Regions from separate parts of the Mus musculus genome. Here regions 2 and 3 are each linked to region 1. A link is a loop called in an ENCODE intact Hi-C map of the cell type or tissue named here. Cell type or tissue: heart. All regions are shown on one strand.

Region 1 (8,000 bases):
TAAGGACCGAAGAGATGTCGAGAGACACATGCTATGCACTATTCGCTTTCTGGACAGTGTGTATTTATTGTACATAATCTCTTTGGGAGAGTGTTAGTGTCTAAAAATCGTTGAGTGTGTGTGTTTGTTTATCTGTAGGTACATAGGTATGTGAGGGTACGTGTGCATATGTGCACATGGAGGACAGAGGTCAGTTTCCTGTGTCTTTTGAGAGCTGTTCATCTGTGACAATGTCTCTCCTTGTCCTGAAGGTCCCCAGTTAAGCCAGGCTGGATGGTGGCTGAGTCCCAGGGATGCAGCATCTCCCTGATGCTGGGGTTACAATATGCCACACTCCTCAGCACCGGGCTTTTCCACCGAGGTTGGAGGATCATATCTGGAATCCTGTGCTTGCAAGTCTAGCATTTTATCAACCCAGCCATCTTAGCCCGTGAGGTTTTTGTTTTAAGAATTTTTTAAAAATTTATCTTTATGTGTATTGGTATTTTGCCTTAATGTATGTCTGTGTGAGGGTGTCAGATCTGGGGGTTACAGACAGTTGTGAGCTGCCATGTGTGTGCTGGGATTTGAACCCCAGGCCTCTGGAAGAGCAGTTATTGCCCTTAACCACTGAGCCATCTCTCCAGACCTTTGTTGTTGTTTTTCAAGACAGGGTTTCTCTGTGTAGCCCTGGCTGTCTTGGAACTCAGTCTGTAGTCCAGGATGGCCTTGAACTCAGAGAACTGCCTGCCTCTTCGGCCCGAACACTGGGATTAAAGGCATGCACCACCAGGACCCTGAATGATTTGTTATTATTTAGGTGTGTGTGTGTATGTGTGTGTGTGTGCACATGTGTGCATGTGCACATGCACATGTGATGTGAAAGCCCTTGGAGGCCATAAGAAGACCTTGGATCCCCATGAGCTAGAGTTATAGACAGCTGTGAGTTGTCTGATATGGGTTCACACAGTAGTGCAGCCTTAAAGTAGTAGACTAGCCTTAAATTCGCCTCAACCCTCTTGCCCCAATCCCCCGAGTGCTGGGATTACAGGCGCAGGCCACATGTGTGGCTTAGTATGTCCATTGGTGTTTGGCCTGCATATACGTCTGTGTGAGGGCACTGGATTCCCTGGAACTTGAGTCACAGACATTATGAACTGCCATGTGGTTTCTGGGAATTGAACCTATGTCCTCTGGAAAAGCAGCCAGTGCTCTTGTCTGCTGAGTCATGTCCCTAGGGTCCAATATCTCTTGATTATCTAGAATGTTCACATTAAGCAGTGTTCCTCAGCTACAACAGAAGATTGCACAGGAGAGTCAAGCAAGCGCTGGATACCACTCATCCTCAATGACTTCTAGGAGTCTCCTTGCCCTGAGTTATGATCCCAGAACACACAAGGATGTACGAGGCATGCTGGCCACGACAGACACAGGAAATGAGGGTGCCCCATGCTTCTGAGAAAGCCCCATTTCCAGAAGTATCATATGCTCAAAGGGCCACACATGTGCCTGAGTGAGCATACTCTCTGGACACTCCTTACTCTGTATGTTCATATTTCAGGAGCACATGGAAAAATAGCAGTATCCTAGGCAGCTGAGCTGACTCAGCAGGCAAAGGAGATCGCTGTAAAAGTTGGGTGATCTGAATTTGGTTCCCAGAAGCAACCCACAGAAGTCATCCTCCGGGGGTGAAGAGATGGCTCCGTGGCACTGGCTGTTCTTCCAGAGACCTTGGGTTCTATTCTCAGCTTCCACATGGTGGCTCATGACCATTTGTAACTCCAGTCCCAGGGGATCCAGTGCCCTCCTCTTGCCTCCTCAAGCACTAGGCACACACATGGTGCACAGACGTACATGCGGGCAAATCATTTAAACACATAAAATAAAATAAAAAGTTGTCCTCTAGAATATAATGTGCAATATTCTGCAAGCTATGTTCTTTTCTTTTCAGGCTTGTGTGTGTGTGTGAGTGTGTGTGTGAGAGAGAGAGAGTGTGTGTGTGTGTGAGAGAGAGAGAGAGAGAGAGAAAGAGAGAGGGGACAACTTTCAGGACACAGCTCTCTTTTCCAACAAGTAGATGCCAGGAATTGAACTCAGGCTGTCAGACTTGGCAGCAAGCACCTTTACCTGGTGAACCATTCTGGCAGCCTTTCTTTCCTTTCTTCTTCCCGCCCTTCCTTTCTATTTTTACACACACTCTGCCTCTCCAAATGTGTGTGTGTGGGGTGTGTGTGTGTGTGAGTGTGTATGTGTGTGTGAGTGTTGGGGTGTGTGTGTGTGTGTGTTTGAGTGTGTGTGTGTGTGTGTGTGTGTGTGTGTGTGTGTGTGTATGTTTGTACCTTAAGGGTGGGTATGCATGTTTAACTACCTAAGGTTCCAGGCCAGCCTGTTCTACAGTGTTCTGTCCAAGAGAACAAGCCAGATGCAGTGGCACACAGCTGTAATTCCAGCACTTGTAAATCAGAGACAAGGTTGCCGTGAATTTGAGGACAGCCTGGGCTACATATCAAGTCCCTATCACAAACAAGCAAGCAAGCAAACAAACAAAGCAAAAACCTGAGGGTAGCTGTGTGTAGGATTGCATACTGTCAAGCTATGTTCATACGTTTTCTAGGCACTAGCACTATGGTCAACTGCTGCAGAAGGCCAGAGTGGAGGGACAGGACCCAGAGCAATGGGACGCTGAGAGTCCCAGGCTCGTGGAAACGTTTTGGATCACAACTGTGGTGGTTACACTGCTCTCTCTCTCTCTCTCTCTCTCTCTCTCTCTCTCTCTCTCTCTCTCTGTGTGTGTGTGTGTGTGTGTGTGTGTGTGTGTGTGTGTGTGTGTACATCATACTATACCTATCTCAAACAAATTAAAATCAGTGAGTTAGGGTCTTCTGTGGCATTGCATACCCCCAGCACTGGGAAGGCAGAGGCAGACTGCTCGACGTGAGTTCAAGGCCAGGCTATGAGTTTCCATCCCTCTACTCCACTCTCTATCTTTCTCTCTCCATACATTAAATAATTCTTTCTGTCTATGTGTTACATGTATTAAGTAATTTTTTTTTAATTGGAGAGTTTGGGGCTAGTGAGAAGGCTCGGTGGGTAAAGATACTGACAGCCTGAGTGTGAGTCTCAGGATTTGCATGGTGGCAGGAGAGAACCCATACCTGCACACTGTCCCCCAATATCCTCAGGCATGCCATGCATTTGTAGACCCCATAAGTTAAAAACAAAAAAAAGCATTAATTTTAAACTTGGTGACATTGGGTGCATAAAAACCATACTGTGTGCTGGAGGCTTCTGGAAAGAGATGACGCCTGAGATAAGACATGATCAAGAGGGAGAAAGATGAGGAGTGTTCCCCAGTCAACAAGAACACTTGCCAGACATGGTGGAGGGCACCGCAATCCCAGCACTTGGTGGGCAGAGGCAGGAGGTTCAGGCCTATGATCCAAGCTGCTTAGGAAGTTAAAGCAGAAGGATCATAAATTAGTCCAGGAAATAAAATAAAATGTGGGGAAATGGCTGAAGGGAAATGCTGCAAAAAGTGCATTGCCTTTGCAGAGGATCTGAGTTCGATCCCCAGCACCCACCCCAAGCAGGTCACAACTCCATGGAATTCTAGCTCCAGGGGGTCCAACAGCTCCTCTGGTCTCCAGTTACCCCCACATATTGTGTACATATAACAACACACAAACACATAGTTGGAAATAATAATGCAATGATAAATGGGAGAAAACAAGATTCAAGGAAACAAATAAATAAAGTAAATCCCACAGGGGAAGCGCTTGGTTTGCATTCACAGGGCCCTGAGCTTTCTCTGTGCACTAGAAGGGGGACGCTAAAAAGAGAGAGGCTGTCTTAAAATATCCTTGACCACCTTGACCACGTAGTAAGTTCAAGGCCAGTTCGGGCTATGTGAGATGGTATCAAAGAAAATTCAGGAAGGAGGGGCTGGAGAGTCAGCTCATCAGCTAAGAGCTCTGGCTCTTCCAGAAGACCCAGGTTTGATTCCCAGCCCCCCATGTGGTGGCTCAAAACCATCTGTAACTCCAGTTCCAGGGGATCTGGCAACCTCTTCTGGTCTCTGCAGGCACCAGGCCAAATGTGATACACACATATGCAGGCAAAACACCCATACACATAGAATTTTGTAAACATTTAATTAAAAAAAAAAAAAGACAGGAAGGAAAACAAAACAAACAAATTGGGTGTGGGACTTGCCTACAATCCCTGGGAGGCTGAGGCAGGGGGATGGAACATATGAGGTTTTCCTGGGCTACATAGACAGACCTTGTACTGATAATATTAATATTGATTAATAGTAACTATTAATTAATATTTATGTAGAAAGATGTGGTGGTGTAACCTTTTAATTGGAGAAGCAGAGACAGTTGGATCTCTGTGAGTTCAAGGCCAGCCTGGTCTACATAGAGAGTTCCAAGACCAGCCAAAGCTACACAGTGAGAACGTTTCAAAACAAACAAACAAACAAACAAACAAGCAACAAACAACTCCTTCCCCCTCCCCAATTTAAACAAACCAAGAGACAGTGAAGACACAACCCCAGGGCTACTGAGACATGGTGTCAAATAAGCTATCTACATCCCCAATGGTCCATGGGGATTCTCTAAGACAGGAATGGGAACTGTCCGAAAAGAGTCCCCTGCCATCTTTCAGCTCCCTTCACTTGGGAAAGCTATCCAACTACCAAGTAGCCTCAACTGCGTCGGAGCTCCCTAAGTCTCTGACCACATCAGCCAGGCTTGCTGATCACAGTCAACGCTCTGGAGTCCATGTGGCTGCTGCCCCCTGGTGGCCAGAGTGATGCATTACCAACAACTCCGTGGCCAAGCCCAGCCTGACCCTTCAGGAGCCCAGGCCAGACCACTCCCATCACGCGCCTTCTCAGGCTCCAGGCCAGCCCACATCTTAAATCCAACATGAGCTTTTCAACCCTACCTGGCTTCCCTTCTTTGCAGCATACAACCGCAATCATATTCAAAAGTACGCTCTCAGCAGCCAAGAAGGCCTGATTTCTCAGTTCCGTGCAAGCTTGAATCATCCCGTCCCCACCCCCCACCCCACATCTGCTATCTCCACGGCGGCAATCCTAAATTTGTCTACAGTTTAGCACTCCCTCCCAAAGCCCCTCTTGAAAGCAATTCCAAATTAACATCTCAAATCGGTGCATGCAGCACACCCAGACACGGGTTCCTGCCCCCTCCACCCCCCTAGTCAAGTTAATTCAGATAAACGACCCCCATCCTTGACCTGTTTCTCCTCCTCACATCCAGTCAGGCTCAAAGTTCCAGCCAATTCCCCAACCGCCTTCCTTAATAGTAAAATGAACTTTAGCTGTGTGAGTCGACACGTGCCTGTACTCTACCACTGAGAAGGCAGAAATGAGTAGGTGGAGATTCAAGGCCAGCCTGAGCTACATAGTGAGACCCTGGGGCATGGTGGCTCAGGCCTGTAATCCCAGCTTCCTTGAAGGCTGAGGCAAGGAGACCGGAAGTTCAAAGCCTGTCTAGGCACTTTAATGAGAGCATCTCAAACACAGAGGTGGGAGTGGACATGGCCCTCACCGTTAGTTCCAGCACTCAGGAAACAGAGACAGGCAGAGCTTTATGAGTTCAAGGATAGCCTGATGATCTACTTAGCCTGTTCCAGGCCAGCCAAAGCAACACGGTGAGACCCTGTCTCAAAACAAAACAAAACAAAACAAAACAAAACAAAACAAAACAAAACAAGACAACAAAAAGGAAAGGGAGGGTCGGGCAGGTGTGAACATCTTCACACCTTCGGGGGACGTGGGAAGATAATTTCTTTTTCAAAAGGTTTGTCTATTTTATATTTTATATTCATTATTATTCTTTATTTATTGGGCGGCAAGAGTATGGTAGTCAGAGAACAACTTGGGAGAGCCCACCTCTGCTTCTTTTTGTCAAGGATTCACAATCCAGTAAGAGAGAGAAATGCATACAGAAATCCCAACCACAGAGTTGGCAAGATGTCAGAGCAAATAAGGGAGCTTGCCTCCCACCCCACCCCCACACACACACCATGGCCTGATCAATTCCCAGGACCCTCGTGAAATCATATGTAACTTGTTTTTTCTTCAATCACAACAGTAGAGTCCCCTGGCATGCAAAACTAACCTGGAGAATTTCCTTGAGGTCTTTTGGTTTGGATTCAGTTGGGTTTTTTTCAAGACAGAGTTTCTTTGTGTAGCCCTGGCTGTCCTGAAACCAGCTCTGCAGACCAAGCTGGTCTCAAACTCCCGCCTGCCTCTGCCTCCTGAGTGTTGGGATTAAAGGCGTGCGCCACCCCCAACCCAGCAGGTTTTCCTGCTGAGTTTTAAAAGGGAAAAGTCTTCTAACAACAAGGAGAAAGGCATTAAAATTAGAGAGAACGCCATGACCGGCGTTCATGTGAGGATTAGTTGTTTGTCTCCCTGTGGAAGGGGTTATTGAAGAGTCAACAGTAAGAGAAAGATGCTGAAGAGACTGCCTGGGGCTCAAACATTAAATATCATTGGAAAGTAGAAGAGAGGAGTCACTGAGGTTTGGTCTTGTATTTTTTTTTTTAAGATTTTATTTATTTATTTATTTACTTACTTACTTACTTAATATATATGAGTACACTGTAGCTCTCTTTAGACACACCGGAAGAGGGCATCGGATCCCATTACAGATGGTTGTGAGCCACCATGTGATTGCTGGGAATTGAACTCAGGACCTCTAGAAGAGCAGTCAGTGCTCTTAATTGCTGAGCTATCTCTCGAGCCCCGGTTTTATTATTATTACTTTTAAAATATGGTATCTGTGATTGAGTCTAAAAACCCACACATTCTGGGCTGGGGGCTCTACCACTGAGCTATGCTCCCCCCCCCCCAGCCCTCTTTTTACATATTTTAAGACAGTCTCACTGAATTTCCAAGGCTGGTCTTGAACTCACTCTGTAGGGCAGGCAGTCCTTGAACTTGCAATCTTCCTGTGTTAACTTGTCAGGGAGCTTGGACAACAGGCCTGTACCAGCCTGGAACCCTGTAGGACCTAGTCCAGGAAATGTAATTTTTTTTGGAGAAGATATATTTGAAGGGACAAAAGTAGAAGCAAGAAAGATCAGTTTGAGCTGGGCAGTGGTGGCATATGCCTTTAATCCTGGCACTTGGGAGGCAGAGGCAGGCAGATTTCTGAGTTCAAGGCCAGCCTGGTCTACAGAGTGAGTTCCAGGACAGCCAGGGCTACACAGAAAACCCTGTCTTAAAAAAAAACAAAACAAAAATCAGTTTGCTCTTGCAACCGCCATCACCAGTGTCAACCACAGCAGAAAACACAAATATATACAATATATACACATTACAATTCACAACAGTAGCAACATTAGAGTTATAAAGTATCAATGAAATAATTGGGGGGGGGGCTTCACAACAGCATGAGGAACTGTATGAGGGTCCCTGCATGAGGAAAGTTGAGAACCACTTCCCTGTCTCAAGAAACAATAAGAAGCATAAAGTTAATAGGTGAAATCCTGGAAGTTGATGATGCTTTTCAAGAAGAAAATATGTAGAACATGGGCCTGAAGAGATGGCTCAGGGTTAAAAGCGCTTGCTACATCCACATGGTGGTTTACAACTATCTATGCGAAGTTCAAGGGGACCCAACACCCTCTTCTGGCCTCCACAGACACCAGGCATGCACATAAGGCACACGCATGCATATGCAGGCAAACTACTCACACGCACAATAAATACACAAATCTGAAAAGAGAACTAGGGCAGGCTGAGGATGTGCTTCTGTCGGCGGGGAGCTTGCCCAGCTTGCACAACGCCCTCCCGGGGTTTGATCTCCCCATAAACAGGGCATGGTAGCACACGCGGGTCATCTCAGCACTTGGGAGGTGGAGGCGGTAGAGTCAGAAGTTCAAGGTCATCCTCAACTACACAGGAGGACCTAGGCCAACCTGGGAGACATCAGTCCCTGGTGCGGAGAGGGGAGGAAGGAGGAGAGAGGGAGACAGGCTGATTA
Region 2 (8,000 bases), 82 kb before region 1:
ATACTCATATATGTTAAATAAATAAATAAATGTTTAAAAAATCACTACTTTAAAAGCTATCTGGCAGCTCACAACCACTTATAACTCTAGGTCTGGAGAAGCTAACACGCTCTCCTGGCTTCCAAGGTGACTCACACAGTGTGGCACCCCCAGGCACACATGTATACATAATTTTAAAAAATTTTAAATTTGGTGTGTGTGTGTGTGTGTCTGAGAGAGAGAGAGAGAGAGAGAGAGAGAGAGAGAGAGAAAGAGTTTCTTTTTTGTAGCCTTGGCTATCCTAGAACTTGTGTTGAACACCACACTAGATTTGAACTCAGAGACTCACCTCCCTCTGCCTCCAGAATGCTGAGACTAAAGGTGGGTACCACCACCACCCAGCTAAAATCAATCAATCAATCAATCAATCAATCAACTAATCAATCAATCTTTAAAAAAAGAAAAGGCGGGCTGGAGAGATGGCTCAGTGGTTAAGAGCACCGACTGCTCTTCCAGAGGTCCTGAGTTCAAATCCCAGCAACCACATGGTGGCTCACAGCCATCCGTGATGAGATCTGATGTCCTCTTCTGGTGCATCTGAAGACAGCTACAGTGTACTTAGATATAATAATAAATAAACCTTTAAAAAAAGAAAAAAGGAAAGGCGGAGCTGGAGAGATGGCTCAGCGGTTAAGAGCACTGACTGCTCTTCCAGAGGTCCTGAGTTCAATTCCCGACAACCACATGGTGGCTCACAACCATCTGTAACGAGATCTGGCACCCTCTTCTGGAGTGTCTGAAGACAGCTACAGTGTACTTACATATGATAAATTAATAAAATCAAAGAAAGAAAGAAAGAAAGAAAGAAAGAAAGAAAGAAAGAAAGAAAGAAAAAAAGAAAGAAAGAGAAAGAAAAGGGCTGCAAGTGTTAGCTCAGTGGTAGAATATGTGCCTAGAATCCACCAGTGAGGGGCTGGGGGCGTAGCATAGTAGAGAACTTGCCTAATGTTCATGAGGCCGGTGATTTAGCTGCCTAGGTGTGCTGGCACAATGGCTCAGTGGGTAAAAGGGCTTGCTGCCTATCCTGACAATCTGAGTCTGACCCCCTAGACCATCTCTGACCTCCACACATATGCCTTGGCACAATGGTGCCCACCGTGGGACAGTGGACCATGCCAGGAAAGTTGGTAGGATAGAGTGGGTCTGAGACCCTGGTATCTAGGTACCCACCTGAGACGGTAAGTGCCTCCCTGTCCCCTATCTGACTCCTGGCCACACTCCCCACATCAGAGTTCTCCATGCTAATGAGATACCTAGAGGCCCTGAGGGTTTTCCTCTCTAGACACTCCTCCAGTATGGATAAATGTGGACTGTCTCTTTCATGGAGAACTAACTATCCTGGGGAGCATGGAGAAGGCCTTCATCTACAGAGCCACGGCCTAAGTCTCCTGTAGAAGGCCTCTCTGAGCTTCCAAACAACAGTCGCTAAGCTAAGGACTTTCACTGATGAAGTTCCCCACTTGTCATCCTTGTCTTCAGCCAGAGGGTCCCCAGCATTCCAGGCCTCATCTCCGACCTGTGGCCTGTGGACCCCCAATCCTTCATTCCTGACTACGATGTGTGACACCACAATGGCCGGAAGTCAGGGGACCCCAGCTTTGGTCTGCCACATCTTAGACCACGTTCTCCCACCCCCTGAACCATGTCTTGTGCTTTCCCCAGCGACTCTTCCATACCCCAACCACCAGGGCAGTGCAGAACACAGACCCACAACCCACTACACACATGGAAGGCAAATGTTTGTTTTAAAGGGGAACAAATTTTGATATAGATACAAATAGAGCAGAGATGATGTAAACAGGCTCAGGAAAGAAGGTGTCTACAAGCCAACAGGAGAGGACTGGAGGCCGTGCCCACACCTCCTGCCACACTCCCGGCTTCCAGAACGGTCTGCGGTTTAAGTCACCAGACGGTGGCTCTTTGTTACAGCAGCGCGAGCAAACTAATTCAAGCTGGGCATGCACCTGCCTTCCTTATCACCCAACAGTTCCATTCCTGGGTGTGAAGCCACCAGATGTGTGCACGTGTGCCGTCCTTCCCACGAAGGGCCTCTGCTCCAGCTCAAGTGCACACCAGCTCTGGATCAGAGAAATAACCCGAGTCCCTGGAATCAGCAATAACGCAAACTTCCCCATGTGGTCATGACCTCCTGTGGGATCCTGCTTGCATTTCTATTTGCATGTCCCGATCTCTGAAGGCTTCCGAGTGCCACCAGCATGGGAGTGCACTGTTATTGGGAACCTGATCTGTGTGCCACCAGCATGGGAGTGCACTGTTATTGGGAACCTGATCTGTGTGCTTGTGTTTGGCATGCTGTTCATAATTTGACAAAGGATACCACATCCTTCGGGACTGAATCTACTCTACTGTTCCCCAGATACCCTAAGCCCTATAAAACTCCCCACGCCCCTGTCCCTCCAGCTGTGGATCAGCTGAGAAGCAGCGAAACTTAAATGTCCATGATAGTGGCGCCATCTAAGGTTCAGAACTCAATTCTATAGTTCATATTCCCTACACACACACACTCTCTCTCTCTGCCTCTCTCATTTTCTCTACCATTCTCTGTCTCTTTCCCTTCCTCTCCTCCCTCCCTCTCCGTCCTCCTTCCCTTCCTATCTCCTTCCCTCCCTACCCCTCCCCTCCCCTCCCAGTAGCTCTGCCTGGCTTGATACTCATTGCCTTAGGCAGGATAGCCTTTCGAGCCCATTGGTCTTCCTTGCCTCCTCCTCCCAAGTGCTAGCATCCCAGGTAAGTACCACCCGGCTGATGTCTTTCTTCCAAAGGCTCTCCAAGTGGTGCACCCTTCAGGGCCCACAAAGGGTCACCCGTCCTGTCTCTACCGCCCTCCTTACAGGGCGGTGCACTTGCTAATGCCTATCCTTCCTCTGCTAGGCTGAGCCTCTAGCAGGCAGAGGCATGTCTTAGTAAAACAAAATAAACAACTGTAGCCATACCCCAGTCTGGCTACACAGACTGGGACTTGGGAGCCAACTTTGATCCCTGCCTTCCTCTCCCCTTCCCGTGCAGCCCATCCACCCCCCCCCCCCCATTGCTTTTTCTTCCCCTTTCCACTGTCACCATCCTGGTCCAAGTCACAGCACATCTACTCCCAGGCACCCAGAGAGGGTCTGATAGCAACAGACTTCTGAGGTTCTTTTTCTCCTGAGTCAGTGTCTCATGTAGCTGACTACATGAATCTCGAGCTGGCTCGAGATTCCCCGTGTAGCTGAGGCTGACCATGACCTGCCATCCTCCTGCTGCAGATGTCTGGGTGTGGGTTGGGTGTGTGCACATGCATATGTATGTGTGTGGCTGTAAGTGTGTACACATGGAGGCCTGAAGAAGGAGTCAGACTCCTCATAGGCAGAGTCACGGGTGCTTGTGGGTTGTCACCTGAGTGCTGGGATGTGACCTCGCGCCTCGGCAGGGAGCATCTTTATGTGCTGAGCCACCCCATGGCCCAACTGTTATTAGTATATATTAATTATATATGACACTGGGCTTCTGATATTTCCATACTGCACCTATGTATTTCAGCCATATTTGCCTTGTTACCCTCTCCTGCCCGCCCCCAACTCCCACAGATCCAGTCCACTCATTTTCATGTCCTTTTGGATGCATGTGACTTGATGCAAACTTTAAATTTTTTTTTTTTTTAGTTTCCACAAAAGGTTTTGGTAAGATGCAAAAAAGCATCATGATGAAAAAAATGTTTTTGCTTGTTTGCTCTCTCTCTCTCTTCCTCTCTCTTTCTTTCAAGATTTATTTATTTAAGACAAGTACACTGTCATTGTCTTCAGACACACCAGAAAGGGGTATCGGATTCTATAATAGATGGTTATGAGCCACTATGTGGGTGCTGGGAATTGAACTCAGGACCTCTGGAAGAGCAGCCAGTGCTCTTAACTGCTGAGCCATCTTTAAAGACAAGGTTTCTCTGTGCAGTCCCGACCATCCTAGAACTCACTCTGCAAACCAGGCTAACCTCAAACTCAGAAATCCCTGTCTCTGCCTCCCAAGTGCTAGGATTAAAGAAGTGTGCCACCATTGCCTGGCAATACGCGCTCGCCCAAAGATTTATTATTATACATAAGTACACTGTAGCTGTCTTCAGACACTCCAGAAGAGGGCGTCAGATCTCATTACGGATGGTTGTGAGCCACCATGTGGTTGCTGGGATTTGAACTTCGGACCTTCGGAAGAGCAGTCAGTGCTCTTAACCACTGAGCCATCTCACCAGTCCTACTGTGAACTTTAAACCATCTGGCCTGCACTGTCTTTTGTCCCCATGTGGGATAGCATCCAAGCACTTGGCTGCAGCCTGGCTCGGCCGGGCCTTTCCTCTCCTTGAGACTTTCCTGCCCTCTGATCCCTGTCCGGCCACACAGCCCCTCCTTGTCACTCAAGCCAGAAATGAACCTCCAGTGCTTGTCACTCAGCCCAGGCCTTTGCTATTTATGCTAAGACCCACCCCCTTCCACTTCATTCACGTTTCCATCAGTGCTCTTCCTCAGGCGGCCACCTGCTCCCCTATCTCCCTTCCCTGTCACGAAGCCATTCTTCACATCACATTCTCCTCTGCTCTTCTGGAACTGCTTCCTGTCTTTCTCTCAGCTACGACAGACACACAAAACCGTCTACTTTATCCTCGCCAAGAAAGGTGCCCGCACATATCCAACCCTACCCTAATTTGCTGAGTGAAGGAATAAAAATCGTTAGAGATTTTAGCGTGGAGGGAGTAGACCCGGCACAGGGCTTGGCCAGTAGGAGGCCCCATCGGTCTACAATCCAGAGGCCGCTTGGCTCTCTTTAGCCACTTGGGGGCGCGCTACTCAAGCCTCAAATGGTGAAGTTGAGTGAGCTGACAGCTGCTGGAAGAGACCCTGGACAGCCTATTTTATAAATCAATTTTTTTGTCTCTAACCAGCTGGGAGGGTTAGCATACCCTACTGAAGCTGAGAAGGGAAGAGACCAGCTCTTTTCTACGATTCAGTTTATTATGTAGCCCAGGCTGGCTGGGAACACACTATATAGCCCAGGCTGGCCTCAAACTTGTTATAATCTTTCCTGCCTCTGCCTTCTCAATGCTGGGATTATAGGTGGGCATTACCATCACCACACCCAGCCTGGGAAGGAGCCAGTTCTTGCTTCCAGTGCATACACTACCCAACAGGTTACAGGGCAGTCTGACTATGCTTTGCTAAAGACAGACTGGGAAGCCGGGCATGGTGGCGCACGCCTTTAATCCCAGCACTCGGGAGGCAGAGGCAGGCAGATTTCTGAGTTCGAGGCCAGCCTGGTCTACAGAGTGAGTTCCAGGGCTACACAGAGAAACCCTGTCTTGAAAAAGGCAAAACAAAACAAAACAAACAAACAAACAAAAAAGGACTGGTGAGATGGCTCAGTGGGTAAGAGCACTGACTGCTCTTCCAAAGGTCCTGAGTTCAATTCCCAACAACCACATGGTGGCTCAAAACCATCTGTAATGAGATCTGACGCCCTCTTCTGGAGTGTCTGAAGACAGCTACAGTGTACTTACATATAATAAATAAATAAATCTTTAAAAAAAAAAGACAGACGGGGACAGAGAGACAGACACACAGCTAATGCGCTACACGGGTGAAGGCATGGCAGTGTAAGCGATCACTTTCTCATTGGGCCTCAGTCCCCACTGGGGGTGAAGGTGGGGGTGGGGTAGAAAGCTATGTGAGTGAATGGGAAGAGGTCAGAGCCCCGGAGCTGGCCAGCTGCGACAATGGCCCAGGTGCTGCGCCTCACCCCAGTGCACAGAGAGGAGGCCCTCACCCCACCATGCCTCCCGCCCCTGAAAAGCCCCACCACCATGACTGGAGGGTGTTGGCAGATGGTGACCAGGTCTGGATACACCCTTGACTCAAGAATAGGCCGGAGAGCGGTGGGGGGGGGGGGGGGAAGAGTCGAACTGTGGGAAAGGAGAGAACAGGAGCTGTCACTGCGTTCTGCGCGTGGGGGATGGGCAGCAGGGTGACACTGTCAGTGGGTACAGTTTCGGTTAGATAGGAAGGAAAAGTTCTGTTGTTCTGGCACAGCAGGGAAGTAGCTGTAGTTAATGACATATTGCATATTTCCAAACAGCTAAAAAGAGCGGGGTGTGGTATGTGGGGTATGCCTGCAGTCTCAGCACCTCAGAGGCAGAGGCAGGAAGTTGAGGCGTTCAAGGTCAGCTCGGGCTGCATAGAGACTTCCAGCCCAGAATGGGTTACAAGAGACTCTGTCTGAAAACCACCACAACAACTATTATAATTATTATTATTGTCAGTGCTAGGGATTGAACCCAGGACCTCAGGCATGCCAGGCAAGCTGCACCTCAGAACCCGCTTGCCCCCTCCCCCCAGAGACCTTAAATGTTTCTACCATACAGAGATGATAAATATTTGTGGTGACAAGTATGTTAAATAGCCTGACTTTGGAGTCACGATTATTGAATCATTCTTGCCTCTGGGTGCCAGCTTTCTTATCTGGGAAATGAGAGAAAACTGGGTAATTCTTCCCCGGGTTTCACTGGGGCCGGAGTGATGTCATTATTCAGAGAGCGCTTTAGAAATCTGAACGCATTACTTACACACAGGCGCAAGCCGCCACTGTCCCCTCACGCATCCTACCCCATCGTGAGCTGTTAACGGTGCGAACCTCATCTGCCTTTCAAATCTGTCCTCTTAACCAGGAACAAGGTCCAGTTCCCACCCAGGCTCTGTGGAGTGTTAGCCAGAGATACCGGCCTGCCTGCGTGACGGCCCCAACTTGAGTAATTAAGAGACTCCTCAGGCTAGCTATGGAGGTACACACCTTTAATCCCAGCACTCAGGGAGGGGGCTTATGGATCTCATTGAGTTAGAGGTCAGCCAGGGCTTCATGGTGAGACCCTGGTGGTGGTGGTGGTGGTAAATTCAAGACCCAACAGGTCCAATGAAACACTTGCTTCTTTTCTAATTTGGAAAACCAACCAGGTACAGAAGCCAAAATCAGTTCTTGGCCAATGCAATCCATGTTCCTACACCACACCCTTCCTGTGCAAGCCAGCCTCCCCTCCCACCTGTGTGCCCACTTCCAATGGCTCTCGATTCTACATCCAGATCTATAGCCCCTCTTCCCATCAGCCAACACAAGGAGCCATAAGGGGTCAATCAAATCACGCCACTCCCCTGTTGAACGCCTCTCAGGAGACTTGGCACCTGGTTTAATTGCCGGCCTGCCTGCCCCGCATGTGACAAACCCTAGTTGTGGATTTCAGGCTACCCCATCCGGCCGTGTAGCCAAGGGTGGTCTTGAACCCTCTGATCCTTTTGAACACTGCCTCCTGCCTCTACCTTGTGAGTTCTGGGATTACAGGCATATGCCAGCACCAGAGGTTTATGCAGTGCTGTAGATGGAACCCAGGAACTCCTGTAAGCACCCTTACCAAGTGGCCATGCCTCCAGCTAAAACAATTGTGCTTTGGTCTTTTGAGTTAGGGTCTCACACTGTAGCCCAGATGAACTCAAACTCAGGGCAGTCCTTCTGCCTCAGCCTCCTGAGTGCTGGAGTTATAAGTATGTGCTACCAGCCCTGGCTTTAGAAAAATTTCTAAATTATAGACTAAATTCTCTCTCAATCCTCTCCCTTATGCCTGCCTCCCCACATACTTATCTTTGTACACTCGTGCATGCATGCGCATGCCTGTATACATGTGTATATATGAATGTAGGGACAGGATGGCAGTCACTCTTCACTTCATGTTTTAAGACAGGGTCTCTCATTGAACCAGAAGGCCAACAAGTCAGCTAGGCTGGTGGGCCAGCAAGCCCCAAGTGTCCTGTTGTCACAGAGCTAGGATCGCAGGTAAGAAAGAACTGTTGAGCCCACAATTTTTACAAGGATGCTAGGGATCTACCTGAGTCTTCACCATGCTTTGTCAGCATACTTTATACACCAAGCTATGTCCC
Region 3 (8,000 bases), 53 kb before region 1:
CAGGTTCAAGGCTTGGTCTACAACACCCTGGTTTTCCACCTGACAATTCTGCTGTCTATCCTATCCCCTAAGCAGCTATTCCTTAAGCCCATAGATGGAGGGGTTGGGGAAATGGCCAAACACCACGAGGGTCTGAGTTCAAGTCCCTAGATATCCATTTTCAAAAATGCAGGGATGTGAGTCTGTAACAGATAAGATGGCAAGACAAGAGGGGGAGTTGGCCAACCAACCAGCGTGTGTCAAGACAGAAGGCAAGGACTGACATCCTGAGGTTGACCTCTGACCTCCACACAGACTTGTCCACACTCACATTTGCATGTGCGCGCGCACACACACACACACACACACACACACACACAACCTATAGGGAGACACACACTCAGATGATGCCATAGGGTGGTGTATAAAAAAACCAACCCCATCCAGATACATGCATACACACATGCACTTACTCATATCCAGAGTGACACACACACATTCGCATATTCAAAGGCACAGGCAATCTGATATGCATACACCCGTGTCCAGAGTCAGTTCATTCTGAGAGGTAACCACGAAGACCTCTGAGACTCTCCAGGGTGGAGAGCCTGAGATCAGACGGTGAGTGATCTGCCCGAGGCCACACGATGTATTAATCACATCCTTACGATGGATTGATTCTTGCCAATGCTACACGGTGAAAACCCATAACAGTTCTCCTGGGTAGGACTTTTTCTTTTTTTTTTCACCCTACAGAAATCCCCAGTAAAAAGTCTAATGCTTTGTCCAGTGGCTACAAGTTCTCACTTGAAATGAGTCCATAGTGAAGCCGCTATATGTGTGCAGATGGCAGTCTGGACTTCATATGTACACTGAACAAGTAGATATGTGTACACCCACACGGCCACCTCAGTAAATAAATACCTGTCAATCCTCATCTTTCTACTGTCTACCACCATCATTTTTATATCCTAGCTCAGAGAACTCCTCCAGGAAGCCCTCCCTACTACCATGACAACAGAACTAGATAACTTCTGGACTCTATCATCTCTGCTCCACCCTCCACCCTCCAATCCCAGGTCTGATCACCACAGGATTGTCCTTTCCACTGAACTCGTGACTCCAGAAAAGCAGACCTGAAGCTGCCTAGCCCTGATATATCTTCAACACCAATATCCAACATAGAACGGCCCGGTAACCAGCGGTTGTTGAAGGGACTTGGCGATGCCCCCCACATACTGATGCATGTTGGACGGATGCACGCCAAGCCAACACTCACACCTACGGTCACCCAGGAGCTCGACGCACACTCGACCAAAGCTCCAGAAAAGCAGTCATGAAGTACTGATCCTTGGAATATCTCAGCACTGGTATTATCACCTTACACTTCCCAGTACTCTGCTGAGGTATGCTAAGTCTGCGCAGAGATGCATACCTTCTACGAAATGAGTCCCCAAGCGCAAATCACCTGATACGGTGCCTGCACCGTATCCAGCTCACCCAGGCAAGCATGTAGTAACTCAAAGACATAGAATGCATGCGCCACGGAGAAAGTCAGAGCAGGATAAGGAGACTGAGGGATATATAAGATTAGTGCCATTTTGCAGAATAAATGAAGTGGATCAAGAAGAAATCACTGCTACGGGCACACAGGAATGCCACGCACAGCAGCCCTCCCCCCTGCACACCCAGGAGAAATAGCAATAAGCACAGGACGCAGGACACCACACCCACACTCACACATATGCACACCTGCACCACACAAACGCAACTGCTTGGTCTTCCAAACCTGTTGCAGCCCTGTGTCTAAAGAATCGCCCACGCTGCCCAGCCCACCAGTTCCCCATATGAAGTCCAGCAAAAAACAAAACAAAACAAACAAACAAACAAACAAAAAACCACATGACCCTTCCTTTTTCCTGTTCCCTCAGTGGGGAGACAGACTGGAAGTATACCCCCCCACACACACACCCCATGCCTAATGCAAAACAGTATCAAAGAGGAGCTGAGGAGGGGGACTAGGTGAAGGAAGGAAAAGATGTTACTAAAGCACGGGGCCTCCCAAACAAGGGGGACAGCCGAAGAGGAGGTGCAGGAACCGTTGGCAGAGGTGGTCAGCAGAACGGCCCTAATATGCTATTTGTCCTCGCCACCCATGAGAAGGCATCAGCCTCTTACCTGGAGCCCCCATGCTGGAATGAACCATGCTGCCCGCCAGCCAGGGCTGGGGAACAACTGTGTCATCTCCCCGCCCTCTCTGGGGGCCAGCCCTCCCTGCCGGAAGTCACCCCGGGAGGAAACCACAGGGCCGGTCCGCCCCCTTCGGAAGGGAAAATACCCTGGCCCACAGGCCGACCCCAGCGGCCCAGGCGACCCCAGATCATGAGTGTATTTGAGTAGGGGCTTAGTCGGGTGGAAAGCGAGGACGCTGGAAGAACTGACTCTTGCTGGGGCCACACTAGGAGGTATCTATACAGTCCTTCTGCCCCCGCAGCACGGAGGGGTGGGGGCGAACACATCTGGAACAGGGCGTGTGGGGCTGTGAGAGAAGGTGAGGCTATACAATAACAATGGCAAACACAATTTGAGGTTTGTTCGAGGAGGGATCTCTCAGTGCCTAACCCTGCACCTCCCACGTAACAGGTGTCATAGTTTGACAGTATTTTGTGATTCGTCTTACAAACGACAAGACTGAAGATCAGAGAAGGGAGCAGTGGCTTTCTCAAGGATCCAGGGCCAAGATGCATCAAAGTAAAAAAAAAAAAAAAAAGGGGATGCTCAGGATGCTGTGGACAGACCAAGGCTTGCAACCTGTGCCACAGGTAAGGCATCCCGGGCCAATAGTGCCCATGAGCAGTGGCACAGTGGCAGTTAGGGCGAGGGGTGGAGGCCTAAGTCAGAGACAGCTAGAAGCCTGTCAGAGGGCAAACGCGTGCACCCGGGGCAGTGGAGCTGAGCTTGAGTCCTCAGGGTTCCTGTGGAGCGCTTTCAGCGAGCCGCTCCGCTCTCAGTCCTGCGGTTTTCCTGAAGCCCGCCAGAGGGCGGCAGCGTCCAGTCAATGGGCAGGAGGGCGGGGCCGGCTTCAGAGGAGGGAGCCCCGCCCTCCGCTCCATCCCGGCCCGCATCCTCCCCCGCCCCGCGCGCACACCTGCGAGGGTCACACAAAGGCGCAGGACTCGGGCGCACAGTAGCGCAGACAAAGGCAGGCGCGAGCCAACTGCCCTCTTCTCCCTCTCAGCTTCCTGGAGTCCGAGTTGCTGAGCTGCCTTGGCATCTCTTAAACAGTTCTCCTATCCACTAGGGCCATCCAGGACACTTTACACCCCAAGTGGAGGGTCCCCCAAACCACACGCGTGCACACATAGACGGCTGGATTCATCCTTCTACATACATGCATACACTGAAGTATTTCTTCTCAGACCAACCCTCCAGCATTTCACACGAATGCACACACAGAGATTCACTAGTGCACATCTCTACCATGGCCCCAATATCACCCCTCCCCGCAGACCAAGCTTCATCAGCTACATATGCTCTACTACTTCACCCAGACCCACAGGGCAGAGGGCACATCTACACATATGGCCAACGCAGGCCAGGTTACATGTGCCCACACTCCCATGTGCACAGCCATGAAGGACACAAAGAACTACATGGGTGCCCTCTGCCCCCAGCCCTGTGCAGGTGGACACCCCAAGACCTGGCAGATGGTCCTGACAGGAACGAACTCAGCTCTTAAGCTGCACACAGAGGGGACAGTTCCTGGGCATCTACACTCTATAATATCCCATTATCGGAAAGACCATTTCAGAGGGCATTTGCCGACCGCACAGCGGCTGGCGGCAGATTTTCTATACACGAGGGTCTTCCCAGCAGAAGTTGGGGGCAGTAAGGTAGCAGGTTTTTGTCTTGAAGCCTGATTTACCCAGTAAGCTCCATTTTCATTTAGGATTTATCTTTTGAGGGAGTGGTGGTACTTAGCACGATATGGAGGGATACAACCCAGACAAGGCCCCTCCCCCATAGTCTACCCTTTACCAATTCAACATCGTGCAGGCCAGAGACACATTCACCAGGCTGGGTCCCAGATGGTGATCTAGGAAAAGAAGGGACACCCATTTCCAGTGAGGCCCTCCTGGATCTTCAAGTGAGGCCAGAGTGGGAAGGCCTCGATGGTTCCCTAAGGATAAATTCTATTCCTATGGCCTTCCGTGCTGAAAGCTGTGTCTGAGTCTCTGGGCCTATGCAGGAGATGCTGAAGGAGGGGAGAAAGACAAAGGGGCAGAGTGTGGGGCACATGGCTTAGATGGTGAGGGGAACTGGCAGATTGGAATGGGATAGGTAGGGTGTGGAGAGCGGCTTCCCTGCCAAGGAAGGGGTCTGGACCCTCATAATGAGTAGGGTAGGTAGGGAATAGGCATTGGGGAGCAGTGGGGGCCACACTGAGGTGCAGGGAACCTGCGGGGAGGCAGCATAGAGGAGGCCAGGCTGGGCTCAAGGCTGAGCGGTAATTAAAGGAGACGCAGGGGGCTCCCCAGGGCCAGCGGGGCCGGTAACTGACACGCGGGCCCCATTGCTCCGCTCATATTTCTCGCCGGATCGATACGTTTGACTCCCGACAAGACAATAATCGCTTGTACGCGGCCGGCGAGTCGATCAAATACATTATTAGAGCGAGGTCCCCCGGGGGCCCGCTGGGGAGCCGTAGGGGGGAGCAGCCAGCCCACCGGGGACAGAAGAGTGAGATTCTTCACCCCTCAGGGCCCCCTGCCATGGCCTCTTCCTCCTGGCCACCCCTGGGGATCCTCTCCATGGCTCGGTTCCTCTCTCTCTCTCTCTCTCTCTCTCTCTCTCTCTCTCTCTCAGCTCCTTCTATCATTAACAATCTCATCACCTAGCCATGGCCTTATCCTTGGTCTGCGCAGGGACCCAAAAGATCTGTCCCCACAGGCGATGCTCTTATCAGTAGGACTGAGGCTAGCAGGTGTTCAGAGAGGCCCCTCAGACCCCTAGCCTGGTGGGAGATAATGAAATGGAGTCAGGCCAAGGAATTGGGAGTTGAGAGAGATGAACTTGGGCCTAAGAGTCAAGAGTAGCAATCTTCAATCCAGACTCCATTCCGGATGTAAACATGAGAGACTTCAGGAGAGCCCGGGTCAAGGGGCAGCCTCTGGGGCATTAAAGGACTTAGGGGCCTAAACAAACAGGAAAGCATATTGTTAGGGGTAGGTGGCAAACAAACTCACAGACACAGGGATATGGAGCTGCTCTCAGGACCCTAGGCTCTTTCCAGCCATACTCAACCTCAGCTCTGGGCTGTCTGTATCATGTGGCCATCTCTTGCCCACTCCCTTGGCATCTGGGCTCAAACCTAGCTCTTTTAATTGTAAAAATGTTTACTTTCTCTTATGTGTATGCGTGTTTTGTCTCCATGTCTGTCTATGCACCAAGTGTGTTCCTGGAGCCCACAGAGGTCAGAAGAGGGCACTGGAGTCCCTCGAATTGGAGTCACAGCCAGTTGTGAGCTGCCATGTGGGCGCTGGGAACTGAACCCAAGTCCTCTGCAAGAGCAGCCACTGCTCTTACCCACTGAGCCATCTTGCAGCCCCTTAGACATACCTCTTGTTTACACAGTTCTTCATCTCTTTGATGTGAGGCTCACTCAGGACTGCTTCCCCGATAGCCCCAAATCAATCATGTCATGGAGCTGGGCATGCTGTTCAGACAGAGCGCTTGCTAACATGGACAAACATCAGCAGTTCACAAAACTAGGCACAGTAGCACATACCTGTAACGCTGGCATTGGAGGGTGAAGACAGAAGGATCAGAGGCTCAGAGTCTACATAATAAGTTCAAGATTCGCCTGGGCAACATGTGACCCTATCTCCAAAAACAAGCTAACAGAAAAATCAAATTCTTTAAGGACTATCTACTGACTTAAGATTCAGCGGTGGTGGCAGCAGGAGCATTCCTGCCTGTTTTGGGCTATTTGAGCCAACGTGTTATTCCTAAATCTTTATGACCATCTGAGGATATGAGTTTGCTATCTCATTGTACTGAGGAATTAGGGCACAGAGAGGTAACATCAGCTGCTCTGAGTCACACAGCATGTGGCTAGTGGAGTGAGGATTCAAACCCAAGTCTCTCCTCTCTAGGGCTTGCTCTCTCCTGTGGGCTTCCTAGAGCTCCTGGGTTTTAGGGATTAGGAGTCAGCATTCACTCAACTGTGGGCCTCTTTGTTAAACTCTGAAATCTTTCCTGTTACCTGACAGCCAACAGGGTGTGATGCCCTCTGCCTTCTTGACCCTGGGATCCCCTCTGCTAAAGCCTACAGTTCTAAGAATCGGTCTCTTTTCTCTTCTTTCTGGTTGGGGGAGCAGGGTTTCACTCACTAAATGAGTTCACTGGCTTTGAATTCACAGAGATTCACCTGCCTCTGCCTCTGCCTCTGCCTCTGCCTCTGCCTCTGCCTCTCTGTCTCCCTCTGTCTCTCTGCCTCTCTGCCTCTCTGCCTCTCTCTCTGCCTCTCTGTCTCCCTCTGTCTCTCTGCCTCTCTGCCTCTCTGCCTCTCTCTCTGCCTCTCTGTCTCCCTCTGTCTCTCTGCCTCTCTGCCTCTCTGCCTCTCTGCCTTTCTGCCTCTCTCTGCCTCTCTGTCTCCCTCTGTCTCTCTGCCTCTCTGCCTCTCTGCCTTTCTGCCTCTCTCTCTGCCTCTGCCTCTGCCTCTGCCTCTGCCTCTCTGCCTCTCTCTGCCTCTCTGCCTCTGCCTCTGCCTCTCTGCCTCTCTCTCTCTGCCTCTCTGCCTCTGCCTCTCTGCCTCTCTCTCTCTGCCTCTCTGCCTCTGCCTCTCTGCCTCTCTCTCTCTGCCTCTCTGCCTCTCTCTGCCTCTCTGCCTCTCTCTGCCTCTCTGCCTCTCTCTCTCTGCCTCTCTGCCTCTGCCTCTCTGCCTCTCTCTCTCTCTCTGCCTCTCTGCCTCTCTCTGCCTCTCTGCCTCTCTCTCTGCCTCTCTGCCTCTGCCTCTCTGCCTCTCTCTCTCTCTCTGCCTCTCTGCCTCTCTCTGCCTCTCTGCCTCTCTCTCTCTGCCTCTCTGCCTCTGCCTCTCTGCCTCTCTCTCTCTGCCTCTCTGCCTCTCTGCCTCTCTCTGCCTCTCTGCCTCTCTCTCTCTGCCTCTCTGCCTCTCTGCCTCTCTCTTTGCCTCTCTGCCTCTCTCTGCCTCTCTGCCTCTGCCTCTCTGCCTCTGCCTCTGCCTCTCTGCCTCTCTGCCTCTCTGCCTCTCTGCCTCTCTCTCTGCCTCTCTGCCTCTGCCTCTCTGCCTCTCTCTCTCTGCCTCTCTGCCTCTCTGCCTCTCTGCCTCTCTGCCTCTGCCTCTCTGCCTCTCTGCCTCTGCCTCTGCGAGTACTGGGATTAATGGCATACACCACCATGCCCAGCTTGTCATCTGTCTCTTGATATCTGGCAGAGCACTAGGTTCCATCTGACCTCATCAGCTTCCATGGGTGATGGGGAGGGGGAGAGAGCAGTCCTCTGCCAAGTGTTTCCAAGTCCTCAGTGCTGGATGACTGTATTTCCAACACTTTTAGAGATGGAGGCAGTAGGACTTCAAATTCCAAGCCAGCCTGGGCGAGTGAGACCTTCCCTAGAAAGTCTTTATAAAGGGGCTAGAGAGATGGCTCGGTGGCTAAGAGCATCTGCTGCTCTTCTTGAGGGCTAGAATTCTATTCCCAGCACACACATCGTGTGACTCACAACCACCAAAAACAATAACTCCAAAGGACCCAACTCCTCTAGCTTCCGTGAACACCGGAACACACCCATAACACACACACACACAAACATAAAAATAATAAGGCTGGCACCTGCTTTTATTCCCAGAACTCAAGAGTCAGAGTCAGGCAGATATCTGTGAATTCAAGACCAAGCAGTGAGTTCCAGGACAGCTGGAGCAAAATAATGGAGAGAGCTTGTCTCAAAGACACCCCCCCACACACACACACAGGATAGAACGAACACTTGGAATAAACTGG

The links. Hi-C counts contacts between places; a loop is a spot of excess contacts. Peaks named below come from ENCODE experiments on the same cell type or tissue, not always from the same donor. Only the 100,000 strongest peaks of a DNase experiment are listed, where the experiment ranks them.
Region 2: it touches region 1 in a loop (5-fold over the local background); 20 of 42 quality-filtered maps call a loop at or near these places.
Region 3: a loop joins it to region 1, with 5 times the contacts of the local background. A loop is called at or near these places in 33 of 42 quality-filtered maps.

Annotation. Positions count from the first base shown.
Region 1 is chr7:25,183,081-25,191,080 of GRCm38, forward strand. No RefSeq gene overlaps it. Among named protein-coding and RNA genes, the nearest start is that of Mir7048, 31 kb to the right of the region's middle. In heart, no CTCF peak of the experiment used is centred here; a DNase peak (open chromatin) is centred at 4,791; H3K27me3 peaks cover 3,889 bases.
Region 2 is chr7:25,101,151-25,109,150 of GRCm38, forward strand. All of the region lies in intron 5 of Pou2f2 (POU domain, class 2, transcription factor 2), which reads right to left. Among named protein-coding and RNA genes, the nearest start is that of Mir6537, 8.0 kb to the left of the region's middle. In heart, CTCF peaks have their summits at 797 (motif pointing left) and 4,831 (motif pointing right); a DNase peak (open chromatin) is centred at 4,821; H3K4me3 peaks cover 498 bases; H3K27ac peaks cover 1,255 bases.
Region 3 is chr7:25,130,268-25,138,267 of GRCm38, forward strand. Pou2f2 (POU domain, class 2, transcription factor 2) reads right to left here and starts at 2,193. Exons shown (of 15, transcript NM_001163554.1): 1 at 2,158-2,193. The coding sequence starts at 2,185. In heart, a CTCF peak has its summit at 3,007 (motif pointing right); DNase peaks (open chromatin) are centred at 2,234 and 3,034; H3K4me3 peaks cover 1,214 bases; H3K27ac peaks cover 416 bases; H3K27me3 peaks cover 7,169 bases.